2 separate regions of the Homo sapiens genome follow, and region 2 is linked to region 1. Evidence: chromatin loops called from intact Hi-C (ENCODE). Cell type or tissue: PC-9. All regions are shown on one strand. Links, peaks and the distances in the headings refer to the core of each region. The heading gives the core; the rest is flanking DNA.

Region 1 (4,406 bases), core at 251-4,250:
TTGTAAAATTATCTTAAATTTCCATGCTATGATCCTTTGTCCCCATATCATGGGGACATCCATCATCCATTCCCACATGGTATATTAGTCACCATTCTCCAGAACCTTCACACACACACACATACACACACACACCACATATAAAGACATTTATTATAGGGTATTGCCTCTTGTGAATTATGGAGGTCAAGTAGTTCCAGATCTGCTGTCTACAAACTGGAGACCCAAGAAAGCCTGTGATGTAATTCAAAGACCTGAGAGCCAGAGAACCAATGGTGTAGATATTATCCCCAGTCTCAAGGTTTGAGAACCAAGAGTGTTGAAGGCAGGAGAAGATTGATGTCCCAGCTCAAAAGCTAGGCAGAGAGAGCAAATCCAACATTTCTCCTCTTTTTTGTTCTACTCAACACCTGGATGGATGGGATGAAGCCCTCCCACGTTAGGGAGGGTCATCTGCTTTACTTAGTCCACCTATCCAAATGCGAATCTTTCTGAAACACCTTCACAGATACATCCAGAGATAATATTTAATCAGATATCTGGCATCCTGTGGCCCAGTCAAGTTGACACATATGTGTAAAATTAACCATCACACACGGACATTTAAGTATTACTTACAAAAACACGAACATGTACAGATACATGTTGCAAATATTTTCACCTATAGAAATGAGATGCTAAGGCTTTCCTAGATAATTGTCAATTATCTAGAATATGGAATTAATCAGAGTACCCCACTCCCTGTGATTTTGCTGTCTGAAAGGTGCATCACATAAGAAGATAAAATTGTTAGTCCCTAATGTCTTTGGGTCTTTTTAAAAATTTGATAATAGATTATGTTGAGGGACCCAAAGCAGCTATGTCCACAGGGCAAAGTGACATGTGGATCAAAGCCATTCTAACCAACTGAGATAATTATATACATCATAAATTCTGAAAAGAGGCATCATCCTTATAGGAAGTGAGTTAAAAATCAAAAGTCACTTCATTATTCCCTTTAGAAACATTTAGAATTTCTATATAATATGGTCATGTAAAAATCAAACCAACAGTACCTCAAAAAAAGAACAGCAATAAAAAGAACATATTCAGGAGTATTGAAATCCTTTTTATCATACTTATATAATGTATAAGACTTATATGATTAATCATTATCACCATAGCTAGTGTGTGATTTAGATCATTTAGGATATTAGAAATAATTCTCATGAGGAGATTTCACTTCAGCTCCTTGCAAACACACACGTACAACATATAGATGCTGAATGAAAGTATTCATTTCAGATGAGAGCATATTAGCTTGTTAGCCTGGAAATTCTGTCGAAACTCCTGACTAATCAAAAATATGTATTTGAACAATTTGCTGTTGTGAATTCAGCCTTTTGGAACCTTCTACCTCTCTTCAATTATAGTGTCAGAGTGTTCTGTTGCTTAATTCCCACAATAATTAAATAATTTATAAATAATGCATACCTCATCTCCTCCCAAGAAAGAATTTAAGGAGGAGGCTGCATTTAACTAGGAAACTACCATAAATATATAATGAGGTGGATTTCAGTACTCTCTCCTCGGTGACTGGAAGGTCACTCCTCCTTGCCAGGGAAACAGAGAAACACACTCTCTGCCAGCCTGTGGACAAAGTGAACAGGACAGGACAACACTGCCTCCTTCTGCTGGGATTGGCTCATGTTGGGGGTGGAAGGCTGATGGGTTAGTCCTTAGGAACATGAACCAGTTCAAATTTTGCCTCTTCCACACACTAGCTTTGTGATCTAGGAAAAGGCACCTGGTCTCTCTGTATTCATTTTCAGTTATTTTATTTCAGAAATAATTACTAAATTAATTATTTTAGTAATAATTATAGTTATCTCATGCAGTTGTTGAGAGGATTAAATGAGTTTTAAAAAATAGAATGTGAGAAAAATGCCTGGTGGTTAGTAAGTACTACTTGAGTGCCAACTAGTTAGACATAGCTTTCTATTCAATTAAGACGACAGTTCTTCAAAGATGCCACACTTAAACCAGTCCCAGTGCTGTGGTATCATAGGCACCTGCACTTTTCTTTATGACACATCTTCATTTGCAATTGATATTTAAGGCTCTGAATCTGTTTCTCCCATGAGGCTGTAAGCTCCAGGAAGGCTGGAATCTTGTCTGTCTGGCTTAACACTCTTATCTCTGGTATATACACAGTGCCCAACATGAAGCAGTTATTCAATAACTAGCTGTTGAATGAATGAATCCAGAAAGACATGCCTATAAACATGCTAATCGAGATGGGATTTCTAGTAATTATTTTGTTAGTTTTGCAAATTTTTATTATCTAAGTTTTGGTACTTACTGTGTTTTCTTTGTGCAATAATGAAAGTAAAGTCCTGTTATATCACCTCTATGTACTATTGTAAATCACTTCAGTAAGGCAGCAATAGAGCTGTCAGATGAAATTCATATTTTATTTTTTGTGGACCTCTGGAATAGGTTAGTAGTTTTCAATTGGGGGTAATTTTGTGATACGTCCTCCCTCCCCACTAGACGTTTGTCAATGTTTGGAGATATTTTTGATTGTCACAATTGCAGAAGTGCTACTGACATCTAGTGTACAGAGGGCAGGGATGCACAGGACAGTCCCTTACCACAGTGAAAACCATCAAGTCTGAAATGTTAATAGTGCAAAGGTTAAGAAACCCTGGCACAGATGGATAGAGCCTAGTAAAAAAAAAAAAAAAAGTTTGTATAACTTCCAAAATTGGTTGAGATGTTAAATAATATGACATCAGAATTTTAAAAGTTAATGAATAACTAAAAGTTAATAATTAAAAGAATTTATTGTAAATTTTTTGGTGGTTTGTATTTGCTTCATGGTGTAATTTGCTGATAGTTTTAGTATTTAATGTAGCATATTCACCAATATTATCTATGTCAGTAGAGAACTTTATAGTCTGCTACGTGTTTTTCTCTTTACAACCAGTGAAAGCGGTTTTAAAAGAAAAGCACCAATTGACTGTTTACATACTGCTGAATAACCACTTTGGCAGATTTATTTTTTTAAAGAACAGTTCATGAATAAATTTAGCCAAAGCTGTTAGGCAGAGAGTACAAATAACCATATTGCCTATAGAATGTTGCTTGTAGCTCTGGACTAATAAAGCACAAATAAGATAGGGATATCTAATGTTTATGTAGCTTGGTCTATTTGAGTTTAACACCTGGGATGGTGTTAGCCAGGATAGGTTAGGTTCTGCTGCAGTAACAACAACTCAGTGGCTTTAACGTAGCGAAAGTTTATTTCTTCTTCAGAGTAACTCTCCCATACAACTGCCTCTGTGTGACAACTCAGCAATCCAGCTGGGGAAGGTGGCATTATCCTGGAACTGCACTTTTTGGAACAGATAGCCTTATTAGTCAGTGTGGTGGGGAAAAGAGAACATGGTAAATTGCATGTTAACTCTAATGCTTTCACATGGAATTGACACAGGTGACTTCCAGTAACATTCTATTCACCTCACAAATAACACACCATGGCCAGATTCAGGGACCCAGGGAAGTTTAATCTACCCAGGTTGCATAGGAGAAACAAATATTTCTGAGCCTGAGTAATAGCTATCATAGCTAGCTTTAGTATTTGTTTACCTTTATATATGGTTGTTCAGTACGGTTATTAAGGAAGTATATTTGCTGAATGCACAGATACTATTTCTCATGCCAAATTAACCTAATTTCATTATGCTTATTTGGGTTCTCTATATCTCACTTAATGAATTTGTAAGGTGCTTCTAAATATTTAGGCTTCTAAATGAAAGTCTTTGCCAGATGCTATGGTCCCTGATTTCTCAAATAGGCTAACATATTCCACAGTACTGAATGCTAAAGGAAAAGATGGTGGTCTTTTCATTTTACATAATGGTAAGTAATCAAACATTATTTTTGTGGTAAATCAAAAATTGAGATACCTCAGAATGAAAATAAAGATGAATTTTTAAGATTAAAAAAAGAGACCTCCATGAAATTTTGTGCTGTGGCAGGCTGCTTTTTGCTATGCTCCAGGGGAAAGTATTTACTTTCCTCTGCTACCAAGACTACTTTACTGGACAGAAGCACTGCTTGTGTATCTAAGTTTTTATTCATCTTTGATATGGTTATTTTCTTGTCTTCATTTTGTTTTTTAATATAGCTCTTCTTCTGGGACCCATTATTATATACATCATAAAAACGGGGGATTTTTGCAAACAAGAATTCACAATTCTATTCTGTATCCTACTAACAGCTTGATAAGAGAAACTAAATAATACAATTGATCATTGCGTTCATTATTCTAGACCACTACATGGAATTGCGAGAAGATGGAGAACTATACCCACTCTTTCCTATTTTACCATGTGATTTGTCCACTTCTGGTTTATATTACC
Region 2 (4,406 bases), core at 157-4,156, 130 kb before region 1:
ATGTGTGTATTTTTACAAACACACACACACTTTATATATATACTTTCTTATCATTAGGGCTGTCAAAAATGACCTTCCAAAGATGAGTTCCCCATCACTAGAAGTGATCAAGAAGAGGCTGTCAGTGATGCTAAAGGGCAGTTTTGTACTTTGAGTAGGGGCCTGGATGAGTTAATGCTCTATGGACTACAAAGTATTTTCTGATGGCCTACTTAAACTTTACCCAGCCATGCCAGTTAGATTATTTCTACTTTACAAGATGAGGAAACTGAGACTCTGACTTGCTGAAGGTTACCAGACTAATAGCAATTCCAGTATTAATTGCTTATCTTGTCACTTCAGATCTTTTCTCAACCTCACGCTATTCTCTCAGGACTCTTCCTTTTAAGATTATGCAATTTCTATTGGATCAAGAATTTGGAGACATTGTTTTTTCTTTTCCTGAACAGAATGTGTTTCAGAAATCAGAATATTAAATTTAAAGCAATTGTCTAAAATAATGTACATCTAGGTAATGCTATTACTATCAATGATAAGAGTTCATTTTAGTGCAGATAATTATTTTTTGATGAACAAGATGTAAATATGCATGGCTAAAGGGGTAGCTAAAGGGAGGTCAAGAAATGAATGCAAGAACTGGCTGTAATTAGTTTTTGTCTGAGGCTTGTACTGATTATCAAGTCTCTACATCTTTTACTTGTGACCATTACCATGTCTGGGACCACATAGAAAGCAGAATATTGAATACTGGACCTGTATGCTCAGGTAGAAAATCACCTGTGTTCAGCACCAGTGTTCTCTTAGGATGACTCTTCCTAAGAACATTGGACTAGTATATTATGGGGGTGTTAATTCTAAAAGCTAATTTTTGCAACCTAGGTCTATTTTTTCATAAAGGTCACTTTATGACTGGTTCTCAGGCAAGCCCTCGAAAGTTCTTTAAAGCCTTCATTGTTCTCCTAAAGAGAAGCAGTCCTGGAGCCGGGGTAGAGCAGGGTAGGAACCCAAGAGCACCTAGGGCTTGGTTATTGCCCATCCCCATTCGCATCTCAGTCCCTTTATCCAGCCAATCTTGATGTCGCAAAGTTTACACAGAACCAGAGATAAATAGAGAAGCCAGACTTGTGGAGAGAGGAGGGGAAGATAATACAATCTCCATCTGTTCAATAAGCTGGGAGAGGAGGGAATTTGGGAAGAAAAATTCCCAATTATTCATATTGCAGCTCTGGGGAAGGAAGAATGACTGTTCTTGAGTCCTAGGTGCCTAGGTACAGTAGATATTTCCAGAATGCCAAAATTCCATGAAGCATATATATAAGTCAGCTACATGTAAATTGGGAGCTTCTTAATTAAAATAAGATATCTCTTACTTTATATAATTATTTTTCAGTAGTTACTTGCCTCTTTTCCATAGCTGGGAAATCAGTGGCAAAGCTGAGAAAGGAACCTGGATTAATTGATTCTCAGCTTGGAAACCCATGGATCAGTAGAACTACAAAGATTAGGAACTTTCTTATTCCTGATTAGTAGAATTAGAACATTGGAGCTGCATGGAATAGTCTAATATTATATACATATCATTTACTTGCCTGCATCTTGAGTTGAAGTCTTATAGGTAGAAGCTGGTGATCCTTAGAGGATTGCCTTCTTGCAGAGTGGCCAAATAGAAGAATCAAGAAGTATAAACTGTAATAGCAGATGAATCACATTGCCCTCTTGACCTCTGGAAATCAGTAACCAACTATAAACATTACTCAACAGTGTAGGCAGATTTCCAATTAGCCCTATAGAGGCCCTCTATGAAATATGTTTATTTCATTGTTACAAAGAATGACCTATCTAAGGCAGCTAGGAACCAATAACAACAGTATTAAACACACATACAGGTAAATATTTGACATTCCTTCAGGATTATTATCTCTGTCTGAGAATTCTGAAGACCTGCAGGGCTTTGTGTTGGAACAGTCATATGTGGGAGCTGGCTCATACTGGCCAGTGAGCCTATTTTCAGGCATTTTTCCAGCCTTTTTTTTTTTTTTTTTGAGAGAGTCTCGCCCTGTCTCCTAGGCTGGAGTGCAGTGGCGCAATCTCAGCTCACTGCGACCTCTGCCTCCCCAGTTCAGGCAATTCTCTGCCTCAGCCTCCTGAATAGCCGGGATTGCAGGCACTTCCCACCACGCCCAGCTAATTTTCGTGTTTTTAGTAGAGACAGGGTTTCACCATCTTGGCCAGGCTGGTCTTGAACTCCTGACCTCATGATCCACCCACCTCGGCCTCCCAAAGTGCTGGGATTACAGGCGTGAGCCACGGTGCCTGGCCTTTTCCAGCCTATTTTTAAACACTGCCAATCGTATAATTAGAAATTTTTTAACTTACTGAAAATCAAGATAATAAATACTCCAAATGCATCAATTTTTAATGATTTTTCTATATGGGTAGTATGTAATTTTGTGCTGTTGGATGTTAATTCTCAATTCCAGACTCAGTCATACCATGTTAGTAGTTTGAATTTGCGAAAAGTTAGTAGTTTATTCCACTATGTTGGGAATATTTACACCCTGGAAATCAGTTTGCACTACAAACAAAAGACTCATTTATTTTTATTTATTTATTTATTTTTTTTTTAATTGTGTACTCTAGATTTGGAGGTGGCATTTTGGAGAATATGTTAATAAGGTTTAAAGTTAAAAGTGTGTTGTGGCCGGGCACGGTGGCTCACACCTGTAATCCCAGCACTTTGGGAAGCCGAGACGGGCGAATCACGAGGTCAGGAGATCAAGACCATCCTGGCTAACACGGTGAAATCCCATCTCTACTAAAAATACAAAAAATTAGCTGGGCATGGTGGCGGGCGCCTGTAGTCCCAGCTACTTGGGAGGCTGAGGCAGGAGAATGGCATGAACCCGGGAGGCGGAGGTTGCAGTGAGCCAAGATTGCACCACTGCACTCCAGCCCGGGCGGCAGAGCAAGACTCCATCTCAAAAAAAAAAATTTTAAAAAGTGTGTTGTATCTACAGCCTTTACATTGTGAATTGCATGAACAGTTAAGGAAATATTTTCCCAGAAATATGACATCTACAAAGAAACACACTAATTATCCAGCAACAGATTTCAATGAGAAAGAAATTTATAAAAATCCTTGAAAAATAATTCAAAATAATGATACTAGAGAAGTTCAGTGAGACATAAGAAGACCCAAATAAACAATATAATGAAATCAGGGAAATAATTAGGGACATGAGTGAAAAGTTTACCAAAGAGAGATATCATGGTAACCAAACAGAAATCCTGGATTTTATTTTATTGAATGAAGTAAAAAGTACATTCAAGAGCTTCAACAATGGATTATATCAAGCAGAAAAAAGACCTTCAGAACTTGAAAACAGATCTTTTGAAATAATCCAGTCAGACAAAAATAAAGAAAAAAATAAAAAGAATGAACAGAGCATAAGGGACACCATAAAGTGATCAAATATTCAAGTTTTCAGTGTTCCAGAAGGTGAAGAGAGGACCAAAGGAATAGAAAACCTATTTAATGAAATAATAGCTGAAAACTTCCCAAGTCTAGCAACAGATTTAGATATCCAGATACAAAAAGTTCAGAAATCCCCAAATAGATACAATTCAAGAGAATCTTCTTCATGACATGTTATAGTCAAACTTTCAGCAAAGGAAACAATCAACAGAGTAATGAGACAACTTGTTGAATGGGAGAAAATATTTACAAAAATTATTCATCCAACATGGGACTAATATCCAGAATATACAAGGAACTCAAACTATTCAACAAGAAAAAAACAAATAATCTCATTAAAAAGTAGGCAAAAGACATGAATAGACACTTCTCGAAAGAAGACATACAAATGGCCAAATGGGTATAGTTTAAAATGCTCAACATCACTAATCATCAGGGAAATGTAAATTAGTGGAGTTCTCACGAATGGACTAGTGCCCCAGAGAGCAGCCTTGTCCTTTCATCATATGAGGACACAGCTAGAAGATGCCATCTATGAACCAGAAAGCGGGTCTTCACCAGACACTGAATCTGCCTTGATCTTGGATTCTGCAGCTTTCAGACTTTGAGAAATAAATTTCTGTTGTGTATAAGCCACCTGGTTTATGACATTTTATTATAGCAGCCTGAACTAAGACAACACCCTTTATGTCAGTTAAATTTACAATTACCTTACGTACATATATACGTACATATAAGGTCCCACCCTGCCCCATCTTGGAAAGCTACTTGTTAAACATTTACCAGCACACCACTAAAGGGCAAGAAAGTGTCATTTGAACTCAGTGACTTAGGGAAATATATCTTGGCTTCAGGCTGTGGATAGAGATTTTCAAGCACATCTAGGAAGTATTTCAAAAGGTAATTTAGGAAAAATTTCAAAAGATAATCT

Evidence for each region. A loop is a pair of places that touch in the nucleus more often than their neighbours do. Peaks named below come from ENCODE experiments on the same cell type or tissue, not always from the same donor. Only the 100,000 strongest peaks of a DNase experiment are listed, where the experiment ranks them.
Region 2: it touches region 1 in a loop (9-fold over the local background); 1 of 110 quality-filtered maps calls a loop at or near these places.

Annotation. Positions count from the first base shown.
Region 1 is chr7:88,355,833-88,360,238 of GRCh38, forward strand. All of the region lies in intron 1 of LOC107986815 (a long non-coding RNA gene), which reads left to right. Among named protein-coding and RNA genes, the nearest start is that of STEAP4, 51 kb to the left of the region's middle. In PC-9, for the core only: CTCF peaks have their summits at 1,671 and 2,551 (motif pointing left); a DNase peak (open chromatin) is centred at 1,669.
Region 2 is chr7:88,225,320-88,229,725 of GRCh38, forward strand. The region is part of intron 2 of SRI-AS1 (SRI antisense RNA 1); the gene reads left to right. It also overlaps a transcript of SRI not described here. Among named protein-coding and RNA genes, the nearest start is that of SRI, 7.5 kb to the left of the region's middle. RefSeq lists an enhancer at 1,655-1,949. In PC-9, for the core only: no CTCF peak of the experiment used is centred there; a DNase peak (open chromatin) is centred at 1,882; H3K4me3 peaks cover 373 bases; H3K27ac peaks cover 2,463 bases.